Regions from separate parts of the Homo sapiens genome. Here region 2 is linked to region 1. A link is a loop called in an ENCODE intact Hi-C map of the cell type or tissue named here. Cell type or tissue: breast epithelium. All regions are shown on one strand. Each heading gives the region's core, and the rest is flanking DNA. Links, peaks and the distances in the headings are about the cores only.

Region 1 (17,588 bases), core at 5,677-13,676:
AAAACAAGGCAAAGCCTGCGGGAAAATTTTAGCAATGCATATAAATGACTATGGATTATTACCTAGAACATAAGGTAATGGCTCCTAAACCTCCCCTCCAAAAAAAGAAAAATCAAGAAAAATATGAATAGGCAATTTACATATGAGAAAATACAAATAAACTTAAGAAACCATGCTGAGTCTCACTGATATTCATGGAAAAAATTAAAACAATAATATGTATACCCATCAGATTGGCAATAATTTAAACATTTGATACTATTTTGATATGGCCAGGGTGTGAGGAAACGGGTATGCTCACACAATCCCAGTGGAAATGTATGTTAGTATAGCCACTTTGGAGACCAATCTGGTAGTGTCTAAAACAAAATTAAAAATTTTGCATAGCACCTGACCCAGCAGTTTCACTTGTCAGTAACTATTCCCAAAATATACTCATCCTTATCCACAAGGAGGCATGCCCAAGATGTTCACAGCTTGTAACAATAAAAGACAGGAAACAATCAAGATATCCAACAACAGGGAATTACTGAATATGCTTTAGAATACTGTGCCACATTAAAAAGAAAAAGACACTGAATGGATAGGTCTTCAAGATACATTATTGAGCAAAGAAGGAAGATTGCAGAGCCTGAAAATATGACACTATTAATGAAAACAGAAAAGAAAGCAAAAGTAAACACTATATAGTATCTATGAGTGCATATGAGTAAGTGCATAACAAAAATATCTGGAAAGAAACACACCAACCGGTAATAGTGATTTAACTCTGGGAAGGAAGAGAGAAGACTAGGGGTGATTTTACTTTTCCAAGGAGAATTTATTCACGTTGTCACTGGAGTGTTTGGACATAAATTATTCAAGAATACTAAAATCAGTTATAAAAATTATAAAGAGATTGACACAAGAATATGGGCTGGTTGTGGTCCGAGGGCGTTGCTGAGCTTGATGAGAGGGAAGAATACCAGCGTGGGTCATCAGGAGTGCTCTGCAGAGGGGTGGGACCTGAGGCCCAGGGGGGTCACTGAGGGAATGAAGGAACAGGAGGGGGAGTGAGCTACCTTAAACAGGATGTATTTGGAAAACACAAAAGGGTCCTGCCTCGCTGGGCTTTCCTAAAAATGACTGTATAATTTTTCTGATTGTTAAATAATCCATGCTTATTGTCCAAAAATTCAGTTGACACAGAAAAATGTAAAAAAGAATTAAATATCCCTCAGCAAGCCACCTCCTAGAGAGAATCGCCATAGACATTTAGGTGTATACACTTTCCATGACTGCTCAAGCACTGCCCATCAGCTAATGCCTGTCTCTGCACAGCCCTACGAACCGAATGACCAGCCCCAGGGCTCAACCAAGTCAGGGTGCAAGCAAAGCCTGTCTTCAACTGTATCCCTAATTAGGCTCCAGCCAGGAAGAAGCTGCCTGAGAATTCACAGGATTAGGGATGAAGGTGAAAATCTATCTTCTAGACAAGAATAAATGTCATTTCTTTTTTCATAAAGAGGAAGAAATATTTATTCCTCAAAACTACATTTTACCCCCATTAAAACGTCCAGTTCATATTGCCAGTCAGCAAAAGGCCAATCTTCAGCACTGTCTCCTGGAGGGGAAGAGGACAGCTTTATGGTGACTCAGGGGATGGGCTGAACCTCCTGGACTTGTTCTCAAAGTTATCCCAAGCTTCTTTGCCAATAGTCCAAAAGCAGCTGAATTTGAAATGCTTGGATGGAAAAGTGCTTTTCCTCATTCCCATTGATAACTACTGAGCCTTTTCTGGCCAGATGCTTGTCAACAAGAGATAAACGTGTGCAGTAGTTTAGGAGGGAGGGGGGGCAGTTGCTGAGATGTCCAGAATTGAGGCAGGCTCTGGAGCTGCTTGACAAGCCTACGTTTAGGGCAGACACCTCTCTCTCCTCCTTAGAAGGACAGAAGACCATTTGATGGTCATGGACCTGAGTCACGGTGCTCAGATAGAGCTCCATTTCTGAAGCCTGCACAATTGAGGACCATGTAAGGAGTTGGCTATAGTTTTCATCATGTGGTCAAAAGACAACTGAGACCTTACAACAATGAATGTCTGCAACCATAAATAATTCCAAGCCCAGCCAAAGGCCTACTTATTTCCAACAAGAATTGGTTTTGCATAATGCCCTAGCAAGGGAAGAATTGGTGCTGGTCACTGGAGTTGGCTTAAGGACACTTAAGGGACATGTCTAGGACAGTGGCCTACCCAGTCTCCTCAGGACTTCACTGCATGTGCACTCAAGATTAGCAAAGATGTGCTGGGTGCAGTGACTCACCCCTGTAATCCCAGCCCCTTGGGAGGCCAAGACAGGAGGATCACTGAGGCCAGGAGTTTGACACCAGCCTGGTCAACATAGCAAGACCTCATCTCTACAAAATATTTAAAAAATTAGCTGGGCTGGGCACAGTGGCTCCTGCCTGTAATCCCAGCACTTTGGGAGGCCGAGGTAGGTGGATCACTTGAGGCCAGGATATCAAGACCAGCCTGGCCAATATGGTGAAACCCTATCTCTACTAACCATACAAAAACTAGCTGGGCATGGTAGTGCATGCCTGTAATCCCAGCTACTCAGGTGGCTGAGACAACAAGAATTGATTGAACCTGGGAGGTGGAGGTTCAAGCTGCAGTGAGCCAAGATAGCGTCACTGCATGCCAGGTTCTAACTTTCCTAGGTTCTAACTCAGCACGGGTGGAGAAGATAGTGCCTTTTGTAGGAGCCCCATGTCCCTGCTGCTTTCCATCAAACACAGCCACAATGACTGAGGTCTGACAGTATGGACAGGATGATGCCAGATTCTGGGGACACCAGGATGAATGAGACAGCATCCTCTACCTCAAGGAGCTTCTAATCTAGTGGCCCAGATAGAAATGAATGGCATGGACATTAATACAGATGAAATGACATAAGGCCATTGTAACTAAAGACCAGAAAAACAGCAAGATGGAAAAGGCTTATAGGAAGTCTACCAGTCTACAAAAGACGTTTGCATAAATAGATGGACTTAGCAGAGTTAATGTAGGTGTATGATTAGCAGTATGGGGCTCTTGTGCTCAGCCAGCCAAGCTGTCACTTGGTTTATTATGGGGTTTATTCACTGTTTCCACAGCATTAACCCCACCTCCTGGCTTCTTTCTACTTCTTTCCTCTGGACCAAGTTTCAAGTCCCATCTATTGGGTTCTCTCTTCTCATCCTGACTGATCCTAGACATGTCCAAAGACATCCTTGGGTGTTGGGTCAAGATGTAGTGTCTCTTCACCAAGTTGAATGATGTGTTGGGTGAAGATGTGCATAAGAATTATTGGCCGGGTGCGGTGGCTCACGCCTGTAATCCCAGCACTTTGGGAGGCCGAGGTGGCGGATCACGAGGTCAAGAGATCCAGACCATCCTGGCTAACATGGTGAAACCCCATCTCTACTAAAAATACAAAAATTAGCTGGGCGTGGTGACGCGGGACTGTAGTCCCAGCTACACGGGAGGCTGAAGCAGGAGAATTGCTTGAACCCGGGAGACGGAGGTTGCAGTGATCTGAGATCGTGCCACCACACTCCAGCCTGGTGACAGAGTGAGACTCCATCTCAAAAAAAAAAAAAAAAAAAAAAAAGAATTATTGATTGAGGGTAAAGAAGATCTACCCCTTACCTGATGAAGAGAACCTGCAGGATCCCTTTTCACTATGGTGACATCCCATGGTAGCTTCACATTTGGCCTCTGCTGGTGAGTAGAGGGGTCAGGGTGGGTGCATTGAAGTTCTTCAGTCCTATCCTTGCTCCCCTTCTTCTTAGCTACACTGGGAGTCACTACCCTGCTACCTGTTTCCTCCACCATATTTCCTAATTTAGGCCTTAGCTTGAGTCTGTTCCCAGGTTTGAGCAGCCCTGAATAGTCTCTGTCTTTTGAATCCCTCAGAAACAGTGTTGGGTGGGACTCAGGTTATGATGTTGCCCTGCCTAACCTTGGAATTGTAGGCCTGGATCAATGGCATGTGGTGATTAAAATGACCCTCTGCATGTCCTCAGCTGTGCCTGGCACCAGAGCCCTCATTTCAGTCCTGGGCTTGAAGCTTCTTTGGAAGCCCACAAAGACTCTTCCCTTCAGAACTGTGAATAATTCTTGATTTCATGCTTGTCCTCAAAAGAACTCAGCTCCCAATTGTCAATGTGTCATAGGCTCCAATTTTAGTTATTTTGTTAAAACTTTTTTTTCCCAAGAATTTGAAGACTTTTTCTGGGGGATCCTCCCCCAGAGTCCTCTGAAAATATTAGCTCCTTGGCCCCTTTCCCCATCAAGCTTCGTATAGGCTGTCAGATGCAGGGACTCCATGGAAAGTTTTTGGAATGACCTCTAATTCTCTGACCTTGGAAGAAAAAAGATCCAGCGAGCAATTTCACAATGCCTCCGCGGAGACTGCAGCCCTTGATTCAAGGAAGGTGCCCTCAGTAGAGACGAGAAAGATCCCCCCAGAATCCCTCAAGCTGTGGCCATTCCTCCTCTAGCCCCTCTCCTGTTCACCCCTCACTACCCACCACCCTTCCACCCAACTGGAGAGAGGGAAGGGTCTATGGTCCACAATTATGAGGTTCCATCCATGGCCCACGGCCCACTGCATGCTAGAGGTTACTGGACTTTAGTGCTCCATAGAAACCTCCAACTCAAAAAGCACTTTGGCCAGTCAGCATACGTTTTATCTTCCTGGGGTTGCAACACCCAGTTTTCTTAGGGAACCACCTTTCTTCCCATTATGCGTGGCTGGGAAAAAAATGTCAACCAGTGAGCCCTTATCTACCTTCCCCAAGGGGTGGCATGTGATGCGGGCTAGACCAGTTAGATTGGGAATGTTAATGAGGAAAATGAGGAGTGGGGAGGCAATGGGAGCTCATTCCTTCCAGAGGGGCCCACCACTGTCCCCCAACAGACCACTGATGATAAATCCTGTCAACTGGACCCTGATGCTGTCCTGGTTCTGGTCCTTTTTCAAACCCAGTTTTCCAGTCTTCCCTTCAATTCTGTGAAGTACTAAATATTATAGGAATCTATCATTGATCTCTTGTTTTTGGTTTTGTTTTGTTTTTTTTTTTTTTTTTGGCTTAAGTTTATAAATGTCCATTTTTGTTGCTTGCAACCAATGCATTTTTTCTTCTCTTTTTTTTTTTTTTTTTTTTTTGAGATGGGGTCTCAGTCTGTCACCCAGGCTGGAGTGCAATGGCACTATCTGGGCTCACTGCAATCTCTGCCTCCCGTATTCAAGCGATTCACCTGCCTCAGCCTCCTGAGTAATTGCGACTACAGGCATATGTCACCACACCTGGCTAATTTTTGTGTTTTTAGTAGAGCTGGGGTTTCACCATGTTGGTCAGGCTGGTCTCGAACTCCTGACCTCATGATCCGCCCACCTCACCCTCCCAAAGTGCTGGGATTACAGGTGTGAGCCACTGTGCCTGGCCAACCAAAGCATTTTAACAAAGGATTTCTCTGATTCCACCCTTTCACTCCATGAGAAAACTGGAGGGCCAGATTAGGTCTTGCCTAGAATCACACAGCAGAAGAGAACAAAGCTAGAAAGAGCTCAACCCACCCAGTCTCTCTGTCTCTCTGGGGGTCTTCCTGCTTCACCAGGCTGCTCGTGTGTCTTTGGCAGTCAAGGCAAGGTTCAGACAGAGGAGCTCTGCCCCACCGTCACTGGGTGATGGTGGCCTCATAGCTCTGGAAGTTTGTCTCTTCATCTCAAGTGCTGAAAGCTAAGGAGAATCTTCAGTGTCTCTGAGGTAATCCATTTTCTTCCTGCTGCTCTTTGAACCTGGGTTGCTAAGCGCTTCTTGAGAAAATAGCTCTGCACCAGACTCTGAGGGAAGATGTGAGGGGTCATGGCACAGGGGAAAATGCTGCCTTATTGCCTAGAGACACAGAGACAAACCTGGGCTTCCACCTCTGCCATTGATTGCTGTGTGGAAGTCCAGCCGCCATGATGGCTGGCCCCTCCCAGGAGCGAGGCCTTCAGGGTGATGGTGACACCTCACTCCTCTTACCTCTACGGGTCCTCATTTGTGTCCCCACCTCTCCATTTCCAGAGCCATCCTCTGAGCAGAGGCATGCACCATTTGTCACCTGGACATGTTTCAACAGCCTTCTCCCAGGCCTCCCTGCCTCCCATTCTTTCTTATTCCTTCCACACTCCCATGTTGGCAGGTGATTGGCAGGGCTGATCACACTGCACTCCCCAACCTCTCCAGCAATTAGAGGCTTCCCATGTCTGTGGAAGGAAGTCAAAGCTCGAAAGGTAAACAGAGCCTTCTTAACCCCTTCCATCTGGCCTTAATTTCCATTCTGTGATGCTGCTCTCTCTCTCTCTCTCTCTCTCTCTCTCTCTCTCTGTCTCTCTCCACCCCTCCAGCTCTGCTTTCTGTCCTCCCTCAGCATACCATGTCCTTTTCACCCAGGCTGTGCTTAGCTCAACCCCCTCAGGATTCCCTGGGTTGAACCCTTTCCTTATCTCCTCCTTTAGAGAGTCTTTCCTGTCTCATGAGTTGAGTCCACACTTCTTGCTTAAAGAATCTTCTGATCCCATCCTCCTCCTCCCATGTGTGTGGTCTCTCCCCTGGTGCTCCCCACAGTACTTTGCTAATGCTTGCATTTGTGCTAGTGTTCCCATTCTACTTTGCACGGTCATCAGTTGTTGGCATAAACTCTCTTTCAGGGGGTCGTAAGTACCTTGAAGACACAAACAAAAGATCTGTATCATCCCTGTGTCCCACCTGTAGTGTCTGGCATTTAATGCTCCATAAAACCGTGTTGAATTTTTCCATTCAACAAATATTTGTCAAATAGTGAGCAGTAGACATATCAACCTAGATTGAGTGCTAGCTCCCACCATTCTCTTCTCCCCCAAATAGATGTTTCTCATTTTCCACCAACAAACCCTGATTCTCCTCTACCCACCAGCTTCCTTCTGCCCTATAGACTTACTCATTGCCTGCTCTCAACTTAAATCGTAACATTTTGTCACATTTGTGTCAGATGTTTTAAAGAAATAAAACATTATAGGTATAATTATTGCCCTCTGGGATGCCTTCTTGATCTCCTTCTTTTCTCTTCCTCCCAGAGATAACTACTCTTCTGAATTCAATATTTATTTACATATTGTACATATATTATCTTACACATGGTCAAGCCTATTGAACCAGAATCTTGAAGAGGACTGATGCTGAAACTGCCTCTGCAAAATTATAACTGAGGAAATATTGGCAGTGAAAGAAATCAGTCCTAACCAACTCCATCTTGCTTCTAACCTTCAAGCTGTCCTTCTTCATTCCTGTGCATAGGCCGAACTAACTTTGGGGAGAAATTCAGTTCATGGTTTGGCTCTGAAACAAAGCTGATAATAGCCCTATCCTGAAAAGACGCCCTTCTTGCCTGGGGACCAGTCTGCCTTTGCAGGACTAACAAATTAGCTACAAGATTAGAAATTACAATTTAGGGGTCATGCAGCAATCTGGCTCCAAGAGTTTGAACCTCCCCAAATTGCTCCTGGGGATAACATCACTATTGTAAAGCCTAAGATCAGTGCTTGAGAAATTTTGCAGACCCGGTACTCGATGGATCAGCTGACACCAACCAGATCGGTAATCTGGCCCAATCAGTGCTGCCATAGCACCTAGGAACAGAAGACATTAAGAAAACCTAACTTCGACCCCCTAACCTGAACAATCAGCTCTTCCTAAGCCCCTATCCACCAAATTATCTTTAAAAACTCTGATCCCTGAATGCTTGGGAAGACTGATTTGAGTAATAATAAAATTCCGGTCTCCTACACAGCCGGCTCTGTGTGAATTACTCTTTCTCCATTGCAATTCACCTGTCTTGATAAATCAGCTCTATGTAGGCAGCGGGCAAGGTGAACCCATTGGGCAGTTACAGTGCTTCGGCAAATAAATAAAATGTGGGTGTTTACAACTGTGGTGTAGCAAGAAATCCCTGTATGACAATACATTGGCCCCCAGTCAGTGTATGAAAGCCAGTGGGCCCACAGGTAAGAGATCCTACTGTCAGGGATTTCTTCACTCCATGAGGGCTGTTGAGACCACAGAGCTTCGGGCATGCGTCCCTGAGGAGCAAGGGAGGTCCGAGCAAGATGACTCCCCACTCTCACCTCCACACGGGTCCAGCAGTAAACCAATGTGGGAGTCATCCCAGCCAGCCCTCCAGAGCCAGCCTGGACCAGTCTTTGTAGTGTGGTCTAGCTCATTGTGTATCCTTAATCTCAATATAGTGGATTAAGTTTGCATATTTTCAAATTTTATATAAACAGTGTGCTATTATTGTATGTATCACTCTGCAGCTTGCTTTTTTTTTTTTTGCTCAACTTTGTTTTGAAAGCTTATAACCATGTTAAATCTTAAAAAAGTATTCCAGTGTATGTATATAGAAAAATTTGTAGCATATTTTCCTAGTGAAAATTGCCCACTTTTTAAATTCTGACAAACAATCCTGCAGGGAATGTACTTGTGTGTGTCTCTCTGTTGGTATGTCTGGGTGTTTCTCTCTTCTCACTTTATGCTCTATGACAATCTGCTGGGTGTATGAAGTGCTATCTTCTTGTGGATGTAAGTTATGTCGTTTTATCACTAGAAAGAGTTGGACCATTGAGGCAGGGGACAGCAAACTTTTTCTGTAAAGGGCCAGATGGTAAATATTTTAGACCATACAGCCTCTGTCGCAATACTTGACCCTGCCCTAGCACCAGAGAAAGAAGCCACAGACAATACGTAAGCTAATGGGCATGTTCCAATAAAGTATTATTTACCCAAATAGGCAGCCAACCAGCAGGCTATGGTTGTCCAGCCCTGTTCAAGATGAGCTATCTGAAAAACAAACAATAGAAAAATAGGCAAGATCTTAACAAGCAACATGAAGAAGGTAATGCCCAAATGGCCAGTACATATACAAACAGTTCAGCCTCCCTAGTCATCAGGGAGTTCGTGATCAATTTCCTTCCTAACACAGCCCCAGAGAGCCTTCAGGTACCTCTCCTAGAGTGTCAAGAGGCATCTGTGTAAAGGAGACCAACGATCAGAGCATCCTGAAGCAGCTCTCCCCGCCTGGAATGAGGGGGACAGGCCCTGCCTCTTCTCTATTTACACCAAAAGTGTCCTGGACCCTCCTTGGCACCCTGAGATGCACGTAAAAAATGCATCCCCTGCCGTTGAACAAGTGGAGGGGGCAAGGACAGCATCTGGTGAAGTCGTTGATAAGAGACAGAGATCATTTCCAGACTATCCTTCTTGAAGGTTAAATTCTTTCTTTGTGAAGGGAGAATAGGACAATGGGATCACAGAGCAGAGGCAAAGAGATTTCCAGAGGCCTTTTTGCTTGGTCAGTTGAAATACGTTTCCTCTGAACACTGCTGATAGCATACATTTTCAATGACTCCAGCTTAAGGAGAGTTTACCATTTGAAAACCATCCCACAACCTTGAAGTGTGATCAGAAGGGAAACTAATAGCTGCAGAGTTTGCAAAACATTCCGTCTTCCCTGGATTAAGTTTGCAACCTGGGAAAACACAAGGAACAGATGGTTCGTGATCTGCATTTAACAACCTGAGAGGAGCTGAATTTCTGCCCATGACAAACTAATGGAGGAAGCCTGTGCACTGCCCCACTGGGTGGCTAGGAGGGCCCTGATTATGTGGGTCCTAAAGTCAGGGAGGACCCCAAGAATCGGGGCTTTACAATTTTAAATACAAGGTTATCTCGCCAGTTGGACAAAACTAGTCCTGCTCTATCCAGGATGAAGGTTTCATTACTGCAAATGTCAAACAATTCTTAGCTGGGTGACATGGCAGATGCCGGGGGCCACATCTGACTTAAGATTTGCACATAGGCCACTCTTTTCCCCCAGGGAACCCCAAACCATATGCCATTCCAGAAATCACCACTGTGAGACGATCCTCTAATCCTCACCCCCTCCCCATACTGCAAACTGAGCACGGGAACAAACTGCCTGAAAAACATCCATCTGCTGACTCCACAGCAAAGGCCTCAGGGAGATGAACCAGCCAGGGCTTCAGTTCTCTGTGTTACTTAAATCTGATTCCCTAATTAGTTACTCTAGTCAAAATTCCCTGATACACAACATTTACTGTATGACATCATTTCAATTCACTGCAAAAGGCAATAGAAGGATATGCATGCTGTAGCCCTGACAACTTCTTCTAAATAAATGTCTTCCTCGGGAACTGTTTTCCTTAAACCATTTGACCCAAGTCATGCCTAAGATCTCATCAGAATGTAGGAATAAAAGGTGTCAAAGCACTAGTACTAACTTGGATTACACAGGCTTTTATCCATTCCTGACTTGCCCCAAATTAGTGTCCCACAACCGGTACTGACATTCCCCAGAGGTGACTCACTCATGCTCCCAAACAAGTCCTTTTCTACTCCTGGCATGACTACCATGCCTGCCAGGCACCCACCGTCTCTCACTGGGTAGCATCTCAGCCATGGCCCCACTCTGCCAGGGGTGCACAGTCATACACATCCCGCCAGGCCCCATGGGCATAGTGGTTCCCTGCTGACTCTTCAGGGGATACACATGCCCAGACACACCCAGCCTGGGCCCTTCACAGTACTGAGCAGTGATTAGCCCATTCCCTGACTCTGTGTCTCACTCTACTTCTTGTACTAAAGTAACGCCACTTGCACGCTCACGTCTCACTGACCCTTTCATAAAAACATCTCCTTCGGCACGTAAGATATGGCTGACACCATAGGGTCACCACTGTACAGCCCCTTTTCCATTCTCTCTCTCCCGCATCCCACATCAGCTCTCCAACCTGCCCAGGGGCCACCATCAGAAGCCCTCCTGCAAACTACCTCATACAAAGTGATGCCCCCCAGGGCTGCATCCCAGCTCAAGATGCACCCACATTTGCCAGAACATCTACTTGAGCTCAAGGTGAAATACTCATGTCACTTATGGAAATTGAACCAGCAAAAGCTCACTAAACTGAAACAAAAGGTTGTCTGAACTACTAAAGCCTAAATCTCATAATTTTAAAGAAATATATTCACTCATGTATTCACCAGCAAAACATTATTGTGCATTTGCTGCCAGGAGGACAGATGCATAGCAAAGCACGTCTTCACTCTCACGCTCCTGTGGCCAACACTGCTAGTCAATCAGTGACTTTCCCACTGAGTCTAGGTCAGACAGGGTCTTTCTCAAGATAGCATTCCAGGCAACTACTACCTAATCATAGGAATTGGCCTGTGAAATACAACCAATTTGCTACTCCTAATCAACCACACATTGATGATATTAGATCCTGGAGATATCAAGATGAGTAAAAATATGAGGCCAACTTTGAGCAACAGCTGGGTAGCCAGACACATGGCATCTAACAATCGATACAGAGTTTGAGGGAGAGGGACTTTGGTAGCCAGGGGAGGCTTCACTGAGGAAGGAATAGCCACACACACAAAAACAATAAACTAGCACAGTGGAAAGGAGGAAGTAGGGCAGTCCAGGCAGACAGCAGCATGATCAAAAGCAAGCGGACATGAATGTCTATGGTGTGTTGGGGAAAGTCTCGGGGAGACAGATTGTGGCACCAGAAGGGGAGGTGGGAAATGCAGGCTGGATCCAAACTTTGAAGGGCCTAAGGAGGGAGAATATCAATCAGAAGACGACGAGGAGACAATTGGATGTTCCTGAAAAGGGTAGTGATCAGATCAGAGCTGAGTCTTAAAAAATTATTTCTATTATCATAATGGATAGTAGATTATAAAGACATGTAACTGGAGCCAGGAGACCCAATCAGGAAGCTAAGTTGATAGGCTAGGGCTTCAGTTAATATGTATCGAATGAATGAATGAATGAATGAATGAATGAATGAGGGAGGCAGGGGGTGAGCCAGCAGGGATCCAGCCCCCAGCCCTACTCCAACTAAAGCAGCTCTCTTTTATTTATAATCTGGAGTTTCTTATAGATTTTCTTTGAAGAAAGTATTCTGTAATTTTTTAAAAAGAAGTCTGAAAACCATGCTTTGACCGGGAGAGAGGAGGGCCTGGCTGAAGGCAGCACCCATGAGAGAACCGGGACTGAAGGTGTTTACAAGAGATTTCCAGGAGCACACAAAGGAGGTGGTGACTAACAGAAGGCGAACATGGGCTCGTTTTATTTCTTTTATTTTTTACTCTCAAGACCAGAATAACACAAACAAGAGTGCTAAATAAAATCTACCCAAATCTGTCTCAAAAACATTTGCATTTTTTAATGCAAATTTATAGTTAAGCATTATTTTAAAGATCATATTGTTAAGTAGATTGAACATTTCCTTGTAAATTGGTTGTTAGTTTTGATTTGCTTGGTTGACCCCCACAACCTCTACCCATACCTCAGGAGATAGTAGTTCCCAACAGAATTATTAGTCTCTACCTGAAATAGCCTATATATCTTATTAGAACCAATTAATAAACTCTAAGAGGGGTATTCTCGGCTCACCCAGAATTTGTCTTCTAAATCATTAGAGAAAGTTAACAATTCCAATCACTTCCTCTTTTGGGACATTTAATTCATAAGTGAGCCATATGCTTCCATACACCAATGCTAAAAAGACGAGTGTCACAGAATGAATGTTTGTGTCCCCCCCAAATTCCTATGTTGAAATCCTAACCCCCAGTGCAATGGTATTAGCAAGTTGAACCTTTGGGAGTTAATTAGGTCGTGAGGGTGGAGTCCTCATGAATGGGATTAGTGCTCTCACAAAAGGGATCCCTGAGAGATCCCTCTGCTCTTCACCATGTGAGGATACAAAGACAGCCTCTGTCAACCAAGAAGTGGGTCCTCACCAGACACCAGATCTGCCAACACGTTGCTCTTGGACTTCCCAGCCTCCAACACTGTGAGAAATAAATTTCTGTTGTTTAAGCCACCCAGTCTGTGGTATTCTGTTACAGCAGCCTGAACTAAAACAACTAGGGACATCCAATTCCCATCCGCTTCCTCAGTTCCCTTTCACCCCTTACAAAGCCCCAAGGAATGAACACTACAGCAAATTCCTTTCCCCCACTCATCAGAGAAATGGGCAGGTGTTGAGCAGTGGTTCTCAGAACTGGCATTCTCAAAATTTTGGAATGCAGTTCTGTGGACCAGCCATATAGGTTTGCCACTATGTTATTTTTTCCAAGAAAGAATACCAAGAAAACAAATAGCATTTACTACAATCTTTTCCAAAAAGACAATTCAGCACTGTTAAAGTGAACTAAATATGGCCTGAGAAGGACTCCATACTTCTATATTTGAATCCTCGTGGACGAACTGCAACCTAGCTTAGTAGGTAGACAAGATTGAAAACCTAACTCAAGAGTATGGGCCTGTAACCATAGCTAAGCGTTGGCCAATCCCAGCAGCCATACTTCAACCATTTATACACTGCTGAGTGTTCAAACTGTATTCAAATAAGGCAAACGCTGAGCTGTAACCAATGCAGTCATTCTGTACCTCACTTCCGATTTCTGGACGTCATTTCCCCTTTTTTGTCTATAAATCTTCCAACACGCAGCTGTGCTGGAGTCTCTGTGAATCCGCCGTGATTTTGGGGGCTGCCCGATTCATGAATCATTCATTGCTCAATTAAACTTCTTTACATTTAATTCAGCTGAAGTTTTTATTTTATCAACACCAGAAAGTGAGAAAAGTATCTCCAGAATCAAGGGTGGTTCTTTAAATGGAATACACTTTGCTTTATGAAAAACTTTCTGAACTAGACTTACATGTTGTATTTCACTTTAGACCAGTGAGACCATTTCCAGTGACAAGTGCAATCCAAGGGCTGGGTTTAGAGGCAGCAGAGTAGATCATTAGCAAGGTCCCAGAGTTCCCACTCATTCCCCTGATTCCAAGACCCTGGAATCCAGAAAACTGCAAGGGAAACTGTGACCACTTGAGGAATAAGCTTTGTTGCTGCCATCTGAGTGCCTTCGGGGCCTGGAATTTGTCTTTTTTTGAATGAAAGAGTTACAAATGGTGGTTTGTTGCAATTGGGATATCAGAAATAGTCAGGTACTTCAGGCAAAGTTGTATGTTAAATAAGCTTCTCTAAACTGACCTTGGAATTTGAACCACCATTTATACCATCATTTCTGCATGGAAGTGTAATGTAATTTCCAAGAAAATGACTTGGAGATGAATTGTGAGCTCAGTCTGATCAGAAGTTGGAGGCAGCCTAGATTCCTTTGGCCTCCTGGTCCCTTTGGCCTCAACGTGCATTGTTATCCTCATTCCTAATCCCCAGATGCAAATATTGATTGATGTTTAAATGGCAACTTTTCATTAATGAGCTTAGAGCACTTTGTGAAAATGTGTGCTCTTGCCACCTCTGGGACATCTGCCTAAGTTGTGGTAAGGGTTCTGGCTAGGAGTTAAGAGCCCTGGTTCTAGTTCTGAAGCTGCCATACATTAGCTTAAAGCCTTTGTGCAAGAGAGAGGAGAAGAGCTATACCTTTGAGGTCCTTGCATTGCCATTGTCTATGATTTATGATTTTATGGTGAGTAGATCACAGACAGTGACAGGATCTTTCCATAGCTCCCTTTTCTGGTCAAAATGCAGCAAGAATAGTCCAACCACTTTACTAGGATGTCTTTATTTTTATGGCTTTTCCACCAAATGTATTGCTTTCCTTAGCTGGCCTGGGTTTTGGGGACAGATATTTGGCTATTATGTCCACAAATGCCCTTGACAACAGGCAACGGAGGAGGTAGGAGCCAGAAGCTTTGTAAGTTTCATAACTTACAGTTCCTGCTGGGATTTTGATTTGATGAACCTGTGTCACCTTAATAAATTATGAAGGCTTCTCTTTTCCTTGAATCTTTCCTTGTGTCTTTGTTCCAAAACAGGCCAAAGAATGTGCTCTAGAAATTGGCCATCTCCCTGTTTTGAAGGTGAAAGATTGCTGGGTGTCACCCCCAAAAGGAGACCTCTCTATTATATGTTTCTGTGGTTCCAAGCTCACTGTGAGCTGTGCCTTTGACTTGGCAAAGGAATTCATCGTTTGAAAAGCTATTTCTAGCCCAGCACAGCTGTTCACTGCTTAAGTTCAGCAAATGCCACCATTTTTGCAGACTGTCCTAATACCCCCAGAGAAATTATGGCAACCTAAGTGTGTGACTTTGGTGAGTGAACAAAGAATGACCACTTGTCCAAGGTCTCGCAGAAGTCATCCATTGTACATTTGATTATATTCTCTCCTCTCTTATCTGGTGCAATGTAGGCTCTTAAAAGCAAAACTCAAAAGAGGTTTTTTGCACTACGTTCCTTCCCTGATCTTTGTGAAATCAAGGAATCAGATGATAATAGTGATAAACTAATAACAGCAACAGCAATTCTGATTTCTTTGATGCTTCTTATGTGGCAGGTAATATACTAGATACTTTATAAAAATTATCATGCTCATTTACAGATGAGAGAAAAGAGGCATAGCAAGATCGTGCAATTTGCCAAAGAAACTTCTTAACTAGGAAATGTCAGATGTGGAATTTAAACCTGGGTTCACCTTGGTAGAAGGCTCATCGTATTCCACTATGGCATGTGGATTAAAATACGGATGTGGAGATATGGATGTGGATGGGGAGCTCTGTAACTGCCCTGGCTCCGTTTAGCTTACAGATCTTTGTTAAGGTTCTTTAGCAGTTTGCCCCTAATTCTGCTAAAATAAGATCCGCCTCTCTAGCCCGTTCCCCACCTACACAATGACAGAACTTCTTCCCTCAGCCTTTCTTCTGTATCTCTGGGAATACCCCAGTGGCAGTGGCAGGAGGTTGCAGCACACATAACTCATGCCACTGCTTGCCCTTCCCTAGCCCGCTCTGCTGGCCTCCTGATCACCTAGATGATGCTGTCTGGAGCTCCCGCTCCAGAGCGCCTGTCAATCTGATAAAGCTCTGGGATGGCGCTACACTGCCTGTGACCTCTAGTTGACCTTGGGCCATCTCTCCTCCCTTCTCCAGCTACTTACAAGCCCTTGATGTCCCTGCTCATCCCAGGTCTCTCTCTGGCTGGAGGGGAAAGAACTCAACCTTCTGTACCCTGCCCTTTTGTGTGTTTCATTTTGTGTGTGGATGGTGGAGGTGGGAAGGTGCAGGCCGGCAGCGGCCTTCCTTGGGCCCACTCTGGGGTTACAGTTTGTTCTGTTTCTCCCTATACTCCTCCCATCCAGTGCATGTAAGCCCCGGGGGTGCTGGATCAGAATGGTTCACATGGTGGAGTGCTGTGCTCAGATGTGTGGCTCTTTTTTTGGTCCTGCTACTGAATGACTCTCCAGGGCTCCTTCTCCTTTCTCAGTTAAAGGGAAGTTTCTCTCCCAGGGCTCCATGGTGGACATGTCTGTATATGAAAACCCACAGACTCCAGGAACCACAGAATCAGGAAGTGTGGCTCAAGGGAGCAAGGTGGCATTTCCTCACAGACACTGGGTGTCCAAATTCCAGGGGTAGTCAGGGGAGGTGTATGTGTGTGGAGTGCTGGCTGGATAATATTTCGAGCTAGCTAGCTATTGTGATTTTATCCATTTTATCCCTGCTTTTTCTCTTGCCCTCCTGCACCGGCCCCTACCCGCCACCTCCCATTCAAGCAGATAATAGCTGACTCTGTGCTCAGGCCTCACAGGAGGTTTGCAGCAAGGCACAAAGCAAAGACTTTGCTTCTAAGCTTTGGAAACAAAAGCCTAAGCCCTCAGCAGAAGAGGATTCGATGGAAAACAAAAACAAAAACAAAAAACAAAAGACAGATTGTCCTGAAGAAACATGGAAGGAAAGAAGCAATTTCCCCAAACTAGAAAGAAATCCCATTTGGTTAACAGGAGGTGAATGCAGAGGTGACAGAGAGACAGATGGGGCTCCAGGAGCACAGAACCAAGCACTGCTTCCTGGGAGAGTGATGTCAGCATGACTCAAAGGCGGCCTCAGCAGAGATGCTTGGGGACCCGGGAGCCACAGCACAGAGTGACTAGACCTGAGGGGTCAGGACAGCCAGGCAAGGGCAAGGCTGTCTCAGGGATCTGTAGACAGAGAAGCGAGGACCAGGTGGGCCTCACCCCAGAGGCCTTGGCACTGCGTGAGCTCCAGAAACTCTGGCGTTAATAACCACGGGCGAGGGACTCCTGGGAAAACTGAGGTTATGCATTTTTTTGTTTATTTTTTATTTTTTCTGCCAGCCAGAAGAAATAAGAGCTTGGCATTATAAATTAAGTTGTTACAGAAAACAAAAGAAAACTCGTCAACCTTGTGTTTGTGGACTGGGATTCACGCCCTCTGCCACCTGCCCTCGTACCCCTCGTGTTCACCCAGAAGGAGATAAGAGAGCCTGTGCTCGTACTCTATCCTGGGCATTTGGCTAGACGCAGGCCTTCTGTCCTGGACCCAGGAATAGGTAGCATTGACCACGAATGCTTCGTATTACACTTTCTTTTCCATTTCAATAATGATTCAACAAAACAGTTTTAAATGAAAAGCATTCGGTAAACATTGTTCAGTTTTTCCAGGACTTTAAGCTTCAGAGGGATGCCAC
Region 2 (8,000 bases), core at 1-8,000, 770 kb after region 1:
TGTTATCTGTGGGTTTTAGTTTGGTTATTAAAGTCTCTTTTTATGGCAGGATTTAGGGAGACTGAAAAACTATGCTTGAATCTAACAAAAAACAACAATTATTTCAATAAAATATTATATCAAGGAAAATAGCAAAAAATTACAAATGTGTGTTACATTGATAAAATGATACATTTATTTCTACTTTTCATAATATTGAGGGAGGGAGTGTTCTGCTTTTGTGACGAGGTATAGCCATTTGTGTTTCTGTGTTTTCTGTATCTTTTACATATGTCTACCACATTACTGTCTGTTGTCTTAGATTGTAAACTAAGAAACAGTGATTGTTGTGTGGCATATGCCCATGAGAATTTGTTTAACTGTTTTTGTGAAGAAAAAAAATATATAAACTATAGATTTTCTGTCATAAATCCTTCTTTCTGAATTTTAACCTAATTGTAAAGCAAAATAGGTAATAAAGTTTCACTATTGTTTATTTATTACAAGGCATTGTAATTGAACTTTTAAATCAACTCATACGATCTCCTTGCTCAGGAAGGAAAATCATAAAAATAGAAAAAAGCTTGCTTTATTTTGGTGCTGGGGATGGTTTCAAGTCTTTTTTCAGTTTTATGTAGAGACCAAGAAAGTGTTCTGCATAGGGAGCCAAAGAAAAAAATATTGAGAAACTTTCTAAAGTATCTTAACTCAGTTGTTTATAGTATAGCTTTACTTTACAGATAACTTTTGATGTTCTTAGATCATTAGATATACCTACATCAATATACATAAGATAAGCTTCCAAAGGAAATACTCTTTGCTTTGGGAATACTCTTTCCTATCATCTACTAATTTTCATTATAGCAGCAGTCTTTTATTTGTATAGGTCAGTGGTTCTTTAACTTTAATGTGCAGTAGAGTCCCCTGATGCTGGGCCGGGCCCCACCCAACACCTGTTCCTGTTTCAGATAAAGACCAGAGAGAGGTATGTGTACGTATCTAAGAGTGAGCACAACCAAAGCTGTATAAAACCTTCATGGAGGAAATTACAGAACATTACTGTTGGATATAATAGACATGAATAGAAGAATATACCAGCTTTGATAATGTGATACCTCTATTTAAGATGTTATTTCTCTCTAAATTAATTCATTACATATCAAATTAAAATACCAATAAGGGCTGGGCGCAATGGCTCACGCCCATAATCCCAGCACTTTGGGAGGCCGAGGTGGGCAGATCGCTTGAGTCCAGGAGTTTGACACCAGCCTGGGCAACATGGCGAAACCCTGTATCTACTAAAAATACAAAAAAATTAGCTGGGCGTGGTAATGCCTATCTGTAGTCCTAGCTACTTGGGGCTGATGAAGGAGGATTGCTTCAGCCTGGGAGGTCGATGATGCTGCAATGAGCCCTGGTCCAGCCTAGGCGACGGAGTGAAACTCTGTCTAAAAATAAATAAATAAATAAATAAATAAATAAATAAATAAAGTAATCCCAGTAAGTTTCTTGTGAAGACCGAAGGTAAGTGAACCTAAAATTCACAAAGAAAATCAAAGGGCCAGGAGTAGCCAAGACAATCTTGAAGAGCAAGGTAGGGACCTTGCCACTTTAGATATAGATGCCAAGCCCTAGAAATTAAGAGACTGTGGTCGTGATACAGAGATAGACAAAAAGACCAGTGGAACAGCATGGAGAATCCAAAAACATATATAGAAATGCAATATGCAGTGAAAGTAACATTATAAATCATCAGGGACGTATGGAATGCTAATTGCTGCTTTGATCATTAATTATATGGAAAATGAAATTGTATTTATAACTTCACACTATCCACAAAGATAAATTCTGGTGAATAAATTCAGAAAGCAGATCTTAAATTTATTAGAAAATATAAGAAATAATAAAATACTTAGCTGCTGTTAAAATGTAAAAAGCACATGTATCTTCATGTATAAATCTTAGAAATAGTGTAACATTGAGGATAAAATCAATTTGTATGGTTATGATAAAGTACCACTCATACAAAATGAAAAGCATGAAATGATACAGTTTTTTATAAAACATGAAAACATGCATGGTAATATACATCACATTCAAGATAATGTTTGCTTCTTTTATTAATTTTTTTTTTTAATTTGAGACGATGTTTCACTCTTGCTCAGGCTGGAGTGCAGTGGTGTGATCACAGCTCATTGCAGCCTTGACTCCCTGGGCTCAAGTGATCCTCCCACCTCAGCCTTCCAAGTAGCTGGGACTACAGGCATGTGCTACCGTGCCTGGCTAATTTTTGTATTTTTTGTAGAGAGAGCCATGTTGCCCAGGCTGGTCTTAAACTCCTGAGCTCAGGCAGTCCTCCTGCCTCGGCCTCCCAAAGTGCTGGGATTACAGGCATTAAGCCACCGTGCCCGGCCAGCGTTTCCTTCTGGAAATCGTAGAGGGATGTGATTAGTGAGGGATATGTGCAGGCTACAACTGTAACTAAAGTTTTATATTTTTAAATAAAAATGTTTTAAAGCAACATGTGACAAAACATTAACACCAAATGAATATCAAACAACAAAGAAATAGTTGAAGAAATTGTGGCATCTATATACTATGAAATATTTTTCAGCCATTAAAAAGAAGGAGTTGTAGCTAGGTCATTTTTATGGAGGGACTTTCAAGAATTATTAAGTGAAGAGAACAAGACACAGAAATATGTTTATAAAATCATCTCAGTTTTATAATGTAGTAATATATAATGAGCATATATTATATATGCTTGTGTATGACCAAAATATGAACATGAAAAAATATGGAAAGATTCATTCTAGGCTGTTAACATGAGAGATAACAGTCATGGGAGTGAGATGATAAAGAAAGAAGAGAAGGAGGACAGAATAGGGAGTCAAAAAACATAGAAAAAGAAAATGCATTACCCAGCATGCATGCTATGATTTTGTTTATGTACTTAGGCAAATTTTTATACATATTTTTAGGAGGACTGTAGAATCACTTTAAAGAGTGAGAGTTAACCTAATTTACTATATTTGACTGGAGACTGTGATAGAAACAGATTTAGCAGAAAGTCCCTCAAAGAAAGAGTTACTCAGTGCTGTATTCTGTTGCTAGATTATTTAAACAAATAACGTAATCAAATCAAAATGATGCTTTTCAGTTTTTCTCTCTTCATATTTAGTAACATAATGGACCCTAATTTCAATGAGTTTTTCTTTTTAAATAATGATAGATATAAAATACTCACAATGTGCTAGGTGATATAAAATAGCAGTTAATAAAAAGTACTTGGCCAGGCGCAGTGGCTCACGCCTGTAATCCCAGCACTTTGGGAGGCCGAGGTGGGCGGATCACAATGTCAGGAGATCGAGACCATCCTGGCTAACACGGTGAAACCCCCTCTCTACTAAAAATACAAAAAATTAGCTGGGCGTGATGGCGGGCACCTGTAGCTTCAGCTACTCGGGAGGCTGAGGCAGGAGAATGATGTGAACCCAGGAGGTGGAGCTTGCAGTGAGCTGAGATTGCTGCCACTGCACTCCAGCCTGGGCAACAGAGCGAGACTCCATCTCAAAAAAAAAAAAAAAAAAAGATAATAAAAAAATTAAAAAGTACTCATTTTAATATTTTATGAAATAGAGCATTTTGGCAGAGAAACTTTAGCTCTTTCTTTCTCTCTCTTTCTTCAACTTGGGAAAGAATAAGGAATAAATCTTTATCTTTTTTTTTTCCTCTTCTGGCCAAGACCTAAATACCAGCATTTCATGATAATGGATAAGTTATCTTTGAAATTTTCCTTTTTTCTTTCAGTGTGCAGGATGACAGAATTCGAGTCGAAAGGATGGATAACATTTATTTTGAATACAGCCATGCTTTCCAGGCAGTTACAGAGTTTTATGCAAAAGATACAGTTGACATCAAAGGTAAATATTTTCCCTGTATGTCCTCAAGTTGAACTGATTTGAAATTTGGATAAAGGTATTAGTATGATTCTCAATTTAATGATGACTAGGTAGTTATTATAAATATGTGGGAGAAGAAGAGCTCACTGTTGTTGTGCTCATCAGAAACACTATTGTACTGCAGTCCCAGCTACTGGTTAGACTGAGGTAGGGGAGGATCGCCTGAGCCCAGGAGTTCGAGGCAGCAATGAGCTATTATCATGCCATTGCAGTCCAGCCGGGGCAACAAAGCGAGATCCTGTCTGTTAAAAAACAAAAAGAACCATTGCAGCCTCTTTTGAAATTATGACCAGCTAGTAAGTTGATGGTTTTGACATATTCATCAGAGTGGAAGGAGTTTTGACCATCTTTCCTTTTTGCTTATCTTTAAAGATGGCTCATTAGTATCTTTGTATTTTATAGACTGTTTGGATGATAAATATTCTGATGAAGACTAGCATTTTGAAAGGTTGGTTGCCAAAATTAAAACACCAGAATCTAGTGACAGGTCGAAATATTTTAGGTAATCATTATTTGTCTAATTCACATGTCCACAATCAGGCATTAATGTTTACTTTCATTTGTACCTCACATTCCTGCCAGTCCAGCTTATGTTAGGGTCCATTTTGTGGATGGTGAGGTGAATAGACATTTTCCCTCTTGGCATAAACTTGGCTTCACTCTAATCTTCATCCTACTCCATATGGAGGAAATTTATCTCTGTCACATGCTAGAGAGTGTTCATCATCAGCTCCCCATCACTGCTCCATTTAAGCATCAGTGTCTAGTTAGCATTTCCTTGCATCTAGGCATCAGTGTCTTGTTAGCATGTCTCTTTAATTTCATGATGCCTTGGTCAAATAAAGTGTCTGAGCGTGTATCCCACTTCTTTTTATTTTTTTCTGTAAGGTCTCACTCTGTCACCCAGGCCGGAGTACAGTGGTGCAATCTTAGCCCACTGCAACCTCTGTCTCTTGGACTCAAGCAGTCCTCCCACGTCAGCCTCCCAAGTAGCTGAGACTACAGGCGTGCGCCACCACACCCAGCTAATTTTTGTATTTTTTTTGTAGAGGTGGGGTTTTGCCATGTTGCCTAGGCTGGTCTTGAACTCCTGGGCTCAAACGATCCTCCCACCTCAGTCTGCCAAAGTTGCTGGGATTACAGGCATGAGCCACTGCGCCCAGCCAAGTGTATCCCACTTCTAACACCAGTGTTCAGTATTACCGAGAGGTCATCTTATGTTCAACTAAAGACCTGATAAATCTTAAGACTACCATGACCTATCCGTGGTACCAGATTTACTTAAAAGATATGGGCCAGAAAACACACCTTACAAGCAGAGCATGTGTTGCTCTTAGTGGGATAGTCCTCACAGCAGACTTTGTGGCAGTGCCCGGGAGAGTGTATGAAGGAAGGAGACTCACATCAAGTGAGCGTAAGCGCCACCCTGGCTTAGAAGCTCCAGGCCCTTGAGGAGCCTGTATTTCTTGCTGCAGTCTCTACAAAAGACACGCCAGTTGACAAAAGTCAACGCACTAAGGGAAGGCCAAAACTCTGTAGTCAGGTATTTATAATTCTTCTCAGTCCAGATGTAATTTACTGATATTTGGTCATTTTTACCACAGGCAGTGCTACTTCTAACACATTGATACACCATCTTTGTCATGTTTTCTGGGGAAGAAAGCTAGAAAGTTAAAAGAAAATCAATTTCTCAGTGGAACGGAAAGGTGTTGTTAGCACTTCATTTACACTCTGGTTTTATAAACACCTATAGTTAAAATTAATAAGATATTTTACTGATTTGTAGAGAACATCTTGTAATATATGTTTTTTTACTTCTAAAAGTAATTAATGCTTATTGCAAGAAAGTCAAACAGTGTAGTCGTATATAAGGAAAAAAGTAAAGTGCCTGCCCTCAAACTTGTCCTCTGCCCTTGCAGCTTATATGTCGGAGGGGTTATCATTAACAATTTGGCATATATCCTTGTGTAAAACTCCACACATACACACATAAACATACACATATAGTTCTCTGTATTTGTTTAACATAACTGGGATTTATTCGTTCAGCTAATTTTTTGAATGCCTATTATATGCCAGGCATTGGGCATACAATAAGGAATAAAACAGACAAAAATTCCTGCTCTTTTGGAGTTTACATTCTAATGGTGAGAGATGTACAATAAAGTAAACTAGTGTGTTAGAAGGTGATAAGTGCTATGAAAAAAATAAGGCAGGGGAGTGGGTTGAACTTTTAAATAGGATGGTAAAGGAAGGCCTCACTGAGAAACAGCACTTGAACGAAGATTTGAATAGAGACTGAAGGAGTTAAGGAAAAGAGCCATATAGACATATGAAGGAACAGTATTTCAAGCAGAGACAACAGTAAGTACAAAATATCTTAAGTAGGAGAGTGCTTGGCATGTTTAAGGAATAGCAAGTAGTCTGTGTGCTGGAACAGAGTAACTGATGGGGAGAACATTAGGTGAGCTCAGAAATAAAGAGGAGATGGCAGGCAGTATAGGGTCACTTTAAGGGCTTTGACCTCTACTCTTAATGAGTTGGGGGATGTTGGAGGACTTTTGAGCAAAATAGTCTAATGATCTGATATACATTTTAAAAAGAATTCCTCTGGCTGCTCTGTTAAGAATACCCTGTAGGGTGCAAGGATGAAGCAGTGAGACCAGATGGAAAGCTGTTGCAGTGTTTGTGGTGAGACATGAAATTGATCAGACAACTTTTTTCCCTCACTTAGCAACATGTTATAGATGGCCTTCCATATCAGTGCAGATAATTGGAAGTCATTCCATTTAGTTGGTACATAATAACCAGGATTTACCCAACTTTATTTAAGTACTACGCTGTTAATGTTTATTTAGGTGGTCTCTAGTTTTTTTTTAATACTCCAAAAGATGTTTTAAGTCACCTTCTGGTACACACATCCTTGACATGCAGTTTGGAGTATTTCTAGACAAAGGGGATGGGCATTTTACATTTTGAAAAAACAACCTGTTCTTCAAAAAAGGTTCATTCCACCATCAGAAAAATGCCCTTTTTTTCCATGCCCTGGGTATTAGTAATGATTTACATTTTTCCAAAGGTCAATTTTAGGAGATATTGTCCAAATTATTATTTTGGTAACCATTAAGTTTTACTTAAAATTTGTGTTTAATAATGCTAACAAGTTAATGGTTCTGTTTATTACATTTTTTAATTTGATTAATTTAAAAGAATTTTTATAACAAGTTAATATATTCTGTTTTCTAGGTTCTCAAATTATTTCTGGCATTGTTAACTTAGAGAAGCCTGTGATTTGCTCTTTGGCTGCCATCATAAAATACCTCAAAGAATTCAACTTGGAAAAGATGCTCTCCAAACCTGAGTAAGTGATTCCTCCAAAATTAAAAAAAGGGGGAGCTTATATTATGAACATTTCTTAAATTGAATTTGGTAGTACTATACTTAGAGAAGCTTGCCTGCTATTGATAGAATACTAGGGTGCAAGGATGAGCTGTTTGGTATTGTTGCTGAAGAATATTAAAAATATATTGGCTGGGCACGGTGGCTCATGCCTGTAATCCCAGCACTTTGGGAGGCCGAGGCGGGCAGATCATGAGGTCAGGAGATCGAGACCATCCTGGCTAACATGGTGAAACCCCGTCTCTACTAAAAATACAAAAAATTAGCCGGGCGTGGTGGTGGGCGCCTGTAGTCCCAGCTACTAGGGAGGCTGAGACAGGAGAATGGCGTGAACCCAGGGAGGTGGAGCCTGCAGTCAGCCCAGATCCCACCACTGCACTCCAGCCTGGGCGACAGCGAGACTCCGTCCCAAAAAAAAAAAAAAAAATGTGTGTGTGTGTGTGTGTGTGTGTGTGTGTATATATATATATATATATAAAGAATTCTGTCAAATAAATTGTATTCATGATAGCTATTTGATATATTATAGTTTTGACTACAAAACTGTGCTTTATACTAACTGGACCCAGAAATAGTATTAAAAAGCATTCATAAAAATTTACCACCTTTCTTATTCTTGGTTTCAGTTCTTATTTCATAGACCATGAAGTTAGAGATAAA

Evidence for each region. Hi-C counts contacts between places; a loop is a spot of excess contacts. Peaks named below come from ENCODE experiments on the same cell type or tissue, not always from the same donor. Only the 100,000 strongest peaks of a DNase experiment are listed, where the experiment ranks them.
Region 2: it touches region 1 in a loop (10-fold over the local background); 1 of 110 quality-filtered maps calls a loop at or near these places.

The regions. Positions count from the first base shown.
Region 1 is chr5:79,946,037-79,963,624 of GRCh38, forward strand. All of the region lies in intron 2 of LINC01455 (long intergenic non-protein coding RNA 1455), which reads left to right. All of the region lies in intron 2 of LOC105379048 (a long non-coding RNA gene), which reads left to right. Among named protein-coding and RNA genes, the nearest start is that of LINC01455, 18 kb to the left of the region's middle. In breast epithelium, for the core only: no CTCF peak of the experiment used is centred there; a DNase peak (open chromatin) is centred at 10,479.
Region 2 is chr5:80,721,664-80,729,663 of GRCh38, forward strand. It overlaps MSH3 (mutS homolog 3), which reads left to right. Exons shown (of 24, transcript NM_002439.5): 9 at 3,790-3,902; 10 at 7,188-7,302. Among named protein-coding and RNA genes, the nearest start is that of DHFR, 71 kb to the left of the region's middle. In breast epithelium, for the core only: no CTCF peak of the experiment used is centred there; no DNase peak of the experiment used is centred there.